Linked DNA regions of Homo sapiens: region 1 is linked to region 2. A link is a contact called in ENCODE Hi-C or POLR2A ChIA-PET data. All regions are on one chromosome and are shown on one strand. Each heading gives the region's core, a stretch centred on a gene start or an enhancer-like site at or near the end of the contact. The rest is flanking DNA. Distances are from core to core; before and after follow the strand shown.

The links. A loop is a pair of places that touch in the nucleus more often than their neighbours do. ChIA-PET counts read pairs that join two places held with the same protein, here RNA polymerase II (POLR2A). Pooled maps may share reads with other maps.
Region 1: a map of K562 shows a loop between it and region 2 (5-fold over the local background). The contact joins two enhancer-like sites. A Hi-C loop is called at or near these places in 7 of 168 maps with a recorded cell type or tissue (CD4-positive, alpha-beta T cell, CD4-positive, alpha-beta memory T cell, CD8-positive, alpha-beta T cell and 3 more), 6 of 37 single-sample maps with no recorded cell type and 16 of 50 pooled maps. POLR2A ChIA-PET finds 5 or more read pairs at or near these places in 20 of 52 experiments (A549, B cell, CD4-positive, alpha-beta T cell and 15 more).

The regions. Positions count from the first base shown.
Region 1 is chr3:13,482,398-13,486,724 of GRCh38, reverse strand. HDAC11 (histone deacetylase 11) reads right to left here. Exons shown (of 10, transcript NM_024827.4): 3 at 3,161-3,261. Among named protein-coding and RNA genes, the nearest start is that of HDAC11, 4.3 kb to the right of the region's middle. RefSeq lists a silencer at 3,062-3,356. Within about 2 kb of position 1,429, at least 26 of the 41 ENCODE cell types and tissues checked have a DNase peak (open chromatin) inside an H3K27ac peak, as active enhancers do.
Region 2 is chr3:13,428,504-13,433,115 of GRCh38, reverse strand. No RefSeq gene overlaps it. Among named protein-coding and RNA genes, the nearest start is that of NUP210, 10 kb to the right of the region's middle. Within about 2 kb of position 1,720, at least 2 of the 41 ENCODE cell types and tissues checked have a DNase peak (open chromatin) inside an H3K27ac peak, as active enhancers do.

The sequences.
Region 1 (4,327 bases), core at 180-2,679, 54 kb before region 2:
GTGCCTGTAATCCTAGCTACTTGGGAGGCTGAGGCAGGAGAATCGCTTGAACCAAGAGGCAGAGGTTGCTGTGAGCTGAGATCGCACCACTGTACTCGAGCCTGGGCAACAAAGCGAGATTCCTTCTCCAAAAAAAAAAAAAAAAAAAAAAAACACCTCTACATGAGTATCACCTGCTCCTTTGTTTAGTCTCAACTCAAACATCACCTCCTCTGTGAGGCCCTCCCTGACCATCCAATTACCCTCTATTTTTCACTTTCTTCATAGCCCTTGGTGCTCTCTAAAATGCTCTTGGGTGGTTGCTTCCTTAATTTTAATCTTCCACGACTCAAATGCAAATCCATGGTGGCAGAGAGCCCTGCTGTCTTATTCTCTCTGTACAGTTGGCATTCAATACAGATGTGTTGAATGACTGACTACTTCTTCATCTTTTTCTTTTTTTTTTTTTTTTTTTTTTGAGATGGAGTTTCACTCTTATTGCCCAAGCTGGAGTGCAATGGCGCAATCTCGGCTCACTGCAACCTCTACCTCCCAGGTTCAAGTGATTTTCCTGCCTCAGCCTCCCAGGTAGCTGGGATTACAGGCATGCACTACCATGCCTGGCTAATTTTGTAGTTTTAGTAGAGACAGGGTTTCTCCATGTTGGCCAGGCTGATCTCAAACTCCCGACCTCAAGTGATCCGCCCGCCTCGTTCTCCCAAAGTGCTGGGATTACAGGCATGAGTCACTGCACCCGGCCTACTTCTTCATCTTAATAGGTGCCGTAGAAACCATCATGTTTCTCCTTTTGTTCTGACTGCCAGGGAGCTCCAAGCCAAATATGCAGCTGGATCACCATCTTGGTTAACTTTTTCAGTGGACATACCTGAATTCTCCTCCTACCCTCAACCTCAGTTTTCTACTTGGGACTCTACCTGTTAATACTTTTATTATTTTTTTTAAGAGACAGTCTCACTCTGTCATACCAGCTGGAGTGCAGTGGTGCAATCATAGCTCACTACAGCTTCAAACTCCTGGGCTCAAGGTCTCCTGCCTCAGGCTCCCAAGTAGCTAGGACTACAAGTGCATGCCACTACACCCAGCTATTTTGTATTATTATATATCACATAGTAAGCTGCTTTCAGGCTTTTGGGGGACCAAGGCCAGGCATGCAGCCTGCCCAACACAGTTCCCCTGAAGGCCCCTCAAATGGGTGGGGCCCTGGAACCTAGGCCCCCCACCCCCAGCCTGGTTCAATCACACCATTCTGTTTTGGTTTCTCCCTGCCCCAGCTGAGCGCCTCCTGTCCCTTCCTTCCCCTCACCCTCGGGACTCTGGCAGGCATGTCCTCCTGGCCCAGCCCTAGGCTGTGGACTGTGACCACGCATGCCTGGGCCCCAGGAAACCAGGGCAGCCAAGCACTGGGCTTCCTGCCAAGGCCTCACACCCCTCTCTCTCCCAGGAGCCAGGTTTCAACCTCTTCCTGGTAATCTTTCATGTGCTCACACTGTCGTGGCCCTATCTAGAATTCTCACACCTCAGGCTGCGGTTGGGGAGCAGGGAGGCAGCAGCCCTGACTGGGAACCTAGAAGACTGGACTGGATGACCTGCCAGGGGTCTCCCCAAGGCCCGGCCAACTTCCCAGGTGACCTTGAGCACAGCCTCTTTCTGGACCTAGGCTTTTCCACCTGTGGAGCAGAGGGGCCTGCTGGCCTCAGGCATCCACTGTGGCTCTGAGTCTAAGGTGAGCTCAGCCAGGGAGCCTGGGGGTCAGGGCTCCCACACTCTTGGGGCAGATAACCTGAGGCATCCCTGACCCCACCCCCACCAAGGCAGGCTGGCAGTACCAGATTCCAATGCAAGCCCCCGCCCCAACCTCCCCTCTGTTCCTACAAAGAGCACTGAACTGAATGCCTCAGCCCTCAGAACTTCAGCCACTAATAGGAGCTGTGTCCTTCTCTGGAAAGAGGTCACAAGCAGGCAGCCAGTGTGCCCAGTTTGGTCTACAGGTGGGCTTTTACAATCTTATAATGAGTGCCACATTAAGAAATCAGGGCCGGGTGTGGTGGCTCACCCCTATAATTCCAGCTACTTCGGAGGCTGAGGCAGAAAAATTGTTTGAACCCGGGAGGCGGAGGTTACAGTGAGCTGAGATCGTGCCACTGCACTTCAGCCTGCTCAACAAGAGCGAGACTCAGTCTCAAAAAAAAAATCAGGAAATGTCACTTAATAATCTGGATTCCTGGCTTCTCTTTGAAGACCAGGTGCTCTGGCCATGCCGGGCCCACAGTGGAGCTGAGGAGCCGCCCCTTGGGAAGGGGCAGGAGTTCACCTCAGACTCTACCACCGGCCCTCCCACTTGTTTCTCTTCTCTGCTGAGCCCTGAGGGTTTCAAATTAGTTTTTAGACCAACAATTTTCAACAAAACTTCAGCAGAAGTACTTAGACCAGAGTCTTAAACTTCAGCCCAATATAAAAAATAGGGTGGGTGCGGTGGCTCACGCCTGTAACCCCAGCACTTTGGGAGGCCGAGGTGGGCAGATGACCTGAGTTCAGGAGTTCGAGACCAGCTTGGCCAACACGGCGAAACCACATCTCTACTAAAATACAAAAAAAATTAGCCAGGCATGGTGGCACGCGCCTGTAATCCTAGCTACTCACTCAGGAGGGTGAGACAGGATAATTGCTTGAACCCGGAAGGCGGAGGTTGCAATGAGCCGAGATCACATCACTGCACTCCAGCCTGGGCGACAGAGTGAGACTCCATTTCAAGAACAAAAACCAACAAAAAAATGAACAAACAAACAAACAAAATAGACCAAAGTGAAAGAGCTATGTATGGTTGGAGGACAGGGGCTGGGGTCTCGGAGGCGTGTCGACAGAGCACAGCTTGAAAGTCATAATGTAGAAGCCTAAAATTCTATGAAGGCTTTCATACGCCCTGGAGAAGGGGAGGACACCACCCTCAGAGTGGCCTGGCCCAAACTGAGGTCTGCCTTTTTATGACCTCTCTCCTTCTCTTGGGGACCACAGACTCCCATGTTCCTCCAACACTAGGGACATGAATGGGTGCCCTGTGAGACTTGGCTTCCCCAGGCTGAGTCACCTCCTGCCTCTGGCCACTCCTGGCCAGCAGCCCCCTGCCCCAGGCCCGCAGCCCCCCAGGCCCGACATCCTGTACCTTGAGCTCATTAAGATAGCGCCTCGTGTGCACCACCAGCAGGTCCTCCTCCGAGGCCTCCCGCGCCTCCACCAGCATGCTGTCAGACAGAAGCTTCTCTTCTGAAACCACAGAGGGAGCATCCTGCTTCCCCACTGACCTCAAGGCCAGGGCCAGCCCCAGACCCTCCCACAGGCTGCAGACTTGGCCTGTGGCAGCCCCTGCCCCAGGGGTAGGTAGGCACTGCTGGCTTGTGGGCCTTCTGAGAAGGGGTAGCCTCCCCAGCCACTGTGGACAGTGGCCAGTCCCTCTGGCCAGGGAGCAATGAACATCGTACACACAGCAATCCCCATGTTTCCCAAGCCACTGATAGTCACAAGGAGAGCTCAGGTGTGCTAGACAACCTTCAGGAGCAGGTGGCACAAGGGTCAGGGATGTTGACCCTCAGAGTGAGAAAAACTCTTCTTAGGAATTCCCCCTCCACCTTCCCCCCGCCCTTTTTTTTTTTTTAATTCATTTAAAGAGACAGGGTCTTGGCCAGGTGTGGTGGTTCACGCCTGTAATCCCAGCACTTTGGGAGGTTGAGGCAGGTGGATTGCTTGAGCCCAGGAGTTCAAGACCAGCCTAGACAACATAGTGAGACCGCATCTCTACAAAATATCAAAAACATGAGGTGGGAGGATCACTTAAGCCAGGGAGGTTGAGGTGGCAATGAGCCTTGATTCCGCCACTGCACTCTAGCCTGGGTGATGGGAGTGAGACCCTGTCTCAATAAATAAATAAACAAATAAATAAATGCAAGACAAGGTCTTGCTCTGTAGCCCAGGCTGGAGTGCAGTGGCACAACCATAGCTCACTGCACCCTCGAACTTCTGGGCTCAAGTGATCCTCCTGCCTCAGCATTTCAAGTAGCTAGGACTATAGGTGCATACCACCACCCCCAGCTAAGTTTTTTATTTTTATTTTGTAGAGACAGGATCTTGCTATGTTGCCCAAGCTGGTCTCAAACTCCCGGCCTCAAGTGTTCTCCTAGCCTTGGCCTCCCAGAGTGCTGGGATTACAGGCACGAGCCACTGCGCCCGGCCTCCCTCCACCTTCTGATGATATTACAGGAGGCTCAGTGTGGCATGGCCTCGCAACACCTGCCTGTGCTTTGCTCATCTTCCGTTCAAACCACTAATCAGTCTC
Region 2 (4,612 bases), core at 471-2,970:
TAGTGAGTCCTAGGATAAGGAGTACAATTCCCAATTTTAAAAGCAAAGATTTGAAAGCATTAGTTTGGGGACTTCTAACCCACAAGGAATTTAGAATTTAGTCTAAACTGCGGAAAAAAACCTCAAGAACAGCTAACAACAGTATACTACAGTTTTTCTTTTTTGTTTGTTTGTTTGTTTGTTTGTTTGTTTTGAGACAGAGTCTCACTCTGTTGCCCAGGCTGGAGTGCAGTGGCATGATCTTGGCTCACTGCAAACTCCACATCCAGATTCAAGCAATTTTCTTGCCTCAGCCTCCCAAGTAGCTGGGATTACAGGTGCATGCCACTACGCCTGGCTAATTTTTGTATTTTTAGTAGAGATGGGGTTTGGCCATGTTGGCTGGGCTGGTCTCAAACTCCTGACCTCAGATGATCTGCCTGCCTCACCCTCCCAGAGTGCTGGGATTACAGGCGTGAGCCACTGTGCCTGACCTAGTTTTCTTTCGAAGCATAATTTTTCTCTCTCCAGTCCCCATTTTTATTAAAAACAAATCATGATAGAACTGATTTGTTTACAAAATAAACTTTAGTCTTACTGTACTTGGCCTGATTATTTGCATAAAGTACAGCAAGAATAATTATTTTTCACTTAGGATATTTTAATTGGCTTTGATAGAACTCTGTTCCATGAAGAATCTCAAATAAGACTTTTAAAAGCTGAGCCCAGCCATGGGTTTTTACCCTCAAATACCTATGAGTTGGGCAAACTCCTCTCCTCTTGAGGTCCCAAGATAACTTGGGATTCCTGGGTCTGTTAGAAAGTGACATTGTTTATTTACCACAGGTCAGGAACTTTGTACAGGGACTCTGCGTGGACAAGGTATGAGGCCACATTCCCTAATGGGCTTTAACTGGCTCTATAAGTCAACTTTGATTCTTTAAAGGAAGTATACCATTCCATTCAAAGCCTTGGTAAAATAACCAATTTTTCCAATTGTGTCCTGTTACAAAAGAAAGCAAATTCTTATTGCACTTGTGTAATTAACTATACTGCCATAAATTGAGTATATTCACAAATAGTTCCCAAATTCTGAAGAAATCAAGTAGAGAGGAACAAATATGCTCCAAATTTTGTTCACAGGAGTATATATATATACACATACATATATATATACACACATACATATATATATACACATACATATATATACACATACATATATATATATACATACACACACACACATATATATATATATATATATATATATATTTTTTTTTTTTTTTTTTTTTTTTTTTTGGGAGAGAGTCTTGCTGTGTCCCCCAGGCCGGAATGCAGTGGTGCAATCTCGGCTCACTGCAACCTCTGCCTCCCAGGTTCAAGCGATTCTCCTGCTTCAGCCTCCTGAGTAGCTGGGATTACAGTGCCACCACACCCTGCTACACTCCCACAAGCACCATGACAGTTTACAGATGCCATGGCACATCAGGAAGTTACCCTATATGGTCTAAAAAGGGGAGGAATCCTCAGTTCTGGGAATTGCCCATCCCTTTCCCAGAAAACTATAATCCCAGCACTTTGGGAGGCCAAGGTGGGTGGATCACGAGGTCAGGAGTTGGCGACCAGCCTGGCCAACATGGTGAAACCCCGTCTCTACTAAAAATACAAAAATTAGCCAGATGCGGTGGCAGGTGCCTGTAATCCTAGCTACTCGGCAGCCTGAGGCAGAAGAATTGCTGGAACCCGGGAGGCGGAGTTTGAAGTGAGCCAAGATCACACCACTGCACTCCAGCCTGGGTGACACAGCAAGACTCCGTCTTGAAAAAAAAAAAAAGGGCAACCATAGCCCTCTGGGCTGCTCTGCCTATGGAATAGCTGTTCTTTATTCCCTTACTTTCTTTTTTTTTTTTTTTTTTTTTTGAGACGAAATCTCACTCTGTTGCCCAGGCTGGAGTGTAGTGGTGTCGTCTTAGCTCACTGCAACCTCCACCTCCCAGGTTCAAGTGATTCTCCAGCCTCAGCCTCCTGAGTAACTGGGATTACAGGCATGCACCACCATGCCTGGCTAATTTTTGTATTTTTAGCAGAGACAGAGTTTCACCATGTTGGTCAGGCTGGTCTTGAACTCCTGACCTCGTGATCCACCCACCTCGGGCTTCCAAAATGCTGGGATTACAGGTGTGAGCCACCACTCCTGGCCTCCTTTACTTTCTTAATAAACTTGCTTTCACTTTATGGACTTGCCCCAAGTTCTTTTCTTGCATGAAATCCAAGAACCCTCTCTTGGGGTCTGGATCCAGACTCCTTTCCATAACAGGTGTGTTTGTCAGAGGCATGTGAACCAGAGCAACTCCTTCTTGAATATGACCTGGGTAAAATGAGGCTGAGACTTACTGGGTTGCATTCCCAGATAGTTAAGGCATTCTAAATCACAGGATGAGATAGGAGGTCGGCACAAGACACAGGTCATAAAGACCTTGCTGATGAAACAGTTTGCAGTAAAGAAACCGGCTAAAATCCACCCAAACCAAGATGGTGATGAGAGTGACCTCTGGTCATCCTCACTGCTACACTCCCATCAGCACCATGACAGTTTACAAATGCCATGGCAATGTCAGGAATTTACCCTATATGGTCTAAGAAGGGGAGACATGAGTAATCCACCCATTGTTTAGCCTGTCATCAAGAAATAATCATAAAAATGGGCAACCAGCAGCCCTCAGGGCTGCTCTGTCCATGGAGTAGCCATTCTTTTATTTCTTTACTTTCCTAATAAACTTGCTTTCACTTTATGGATTTGCCCTGAATTCTTTCTTGTGTGAGATCCAGTAACCCTATCTTGGGGTCTGGATCGGGACCCCTTTCCTGTAACATGTTGACAGACTTTGGTTTTTCTTCCTGCAATATGGGTTCAGTTAATGAAAAAATGGCAAGGGACTGGAGATAATTGTTTTCTTCTTTGGCAGGTCCAGACTTTAGACAGATAAGGGAACTTCAGAGAACAACTTCATGCTGTGCTTTGGGACAGACAGGAGTGGGAGAAAGGTCAGCGAGACCTTGAGGCTGCTTCTTCAGCTGAGTACTTCAAAGCTCCATATTTTGGGGTATCGGTTGCTGAGTCCCAACAAACATCTGCTCTCAAAGATTTTCAGTCAAGGCTTGCAGACGTATGTAGCAAAAGGCTGTCCAGATTGGCTGGACTCAGCCGGGTGTGGTGGCTCTTGCCTGTAATCCCAGCATTTTGGGAGGCTGAGATGGGTGGATCACCTGAGGTCAGGAGTTCAAGACCAGCCAGGCCAACATGGTAAAACACTATCTCTGCTAAAAATACAAAAATTAGCCGGCCGTAATGGCAGGTGCCTGTAATCCTAGCTACTCCAGAGGCTGAGACAGGAGAATCACTTGAACCCAGGAGGCAGAGGTTGCAGGGAGCCGAGATCCTGCCATTGCAGTCCAGCCTGGGTGACAAGAGTGAAACTCTGTTTCCAAAACAAAACAACAACAACAAAAAAAAACCACACACACACAAACAAATTGGCTGGACTAATTTATGCTTCTACCAGCGACATGAGAGAGTTCATTTTCCTCCATCTTTGCCCAGACTTGATGTTGTAAGACTTGAAAGAAAAGTTTTGCCAATCTGATGAGTGAGAAAAGACAGCTTGTTGCTGTTTTAATTTGCATTTCCCTGGTTACTGAGAAGGATGAGCAGGTTTTCACATGTGTGTTGACCATCCGAATGTCCTCTTCTGGGAATTGTCTGTATGTATGTCTACCCATCTTTTCATTCTTATTTCTCCCTTTCTCAATACACAGAGAAGTACTCAGGGCCCACAGTGTAAAAATGGCAAGAAAAGGTTTCTCTCCTCTCCCCAACTAATTAAAATTTAAGCTCACGGCTGGGTGCCGTGGCTCATGCCTGTAATCCCAGCACTTTGGGAGGCCGAGGTGGATGGATCCCTGAGGTGAGGAGTTTGAGACCAGCCTGGCCAACATGGTGAAACCCCGTCTCTGCTAAAATACAAAAATTAGCCAGACGTGGTGGCGCATGCCTGTAATCCCAGTTACTCAGGAGGCTGAGGCAGGAGAATTGCTTCAACCCGGGAGGTGGAGGTTGCAGTGAGCTGAGATTTCACCACTACACTCCAGTCTGGGTGACAGAGTGAGATCCTGTCTCAAAAAAAAAAAAAAAAAAGTTAAGCTCATACAATTTCTAAAGAATGCAAAACCCCCAAACCTAAATTACTCAGCCAAGACAGGTTATGACTTAAAAGATATTACAGACCAGGTGCGGTGGCTCACGCCTGTAATCTCAGGACTTTGGGTGGCTGAAGCAGGTGGATCAGAGTTCGAGACTAGCCTAACCAACATGGTGAAACCCTGTCTCTACTAAAATACAAAAAATTAGCTGGGCATGTGGCAGATGCCTGTAGTCCCAGCTACTCAGGAGGCTGAGGCTGGAGAATCGCTTGAACCCAGGAGGCAGAGGTTGCAGTGAGCCAAAATGGCACCACTGCACTCCAGCCTGGGTGACACAGTGAGACTCTGTCTCAAAAAAGAAAAAACAAAAAAAAACACATTACAGTTTAACACAGTCTAATGTGTAAGCATTGAGATATTGTCAACCATT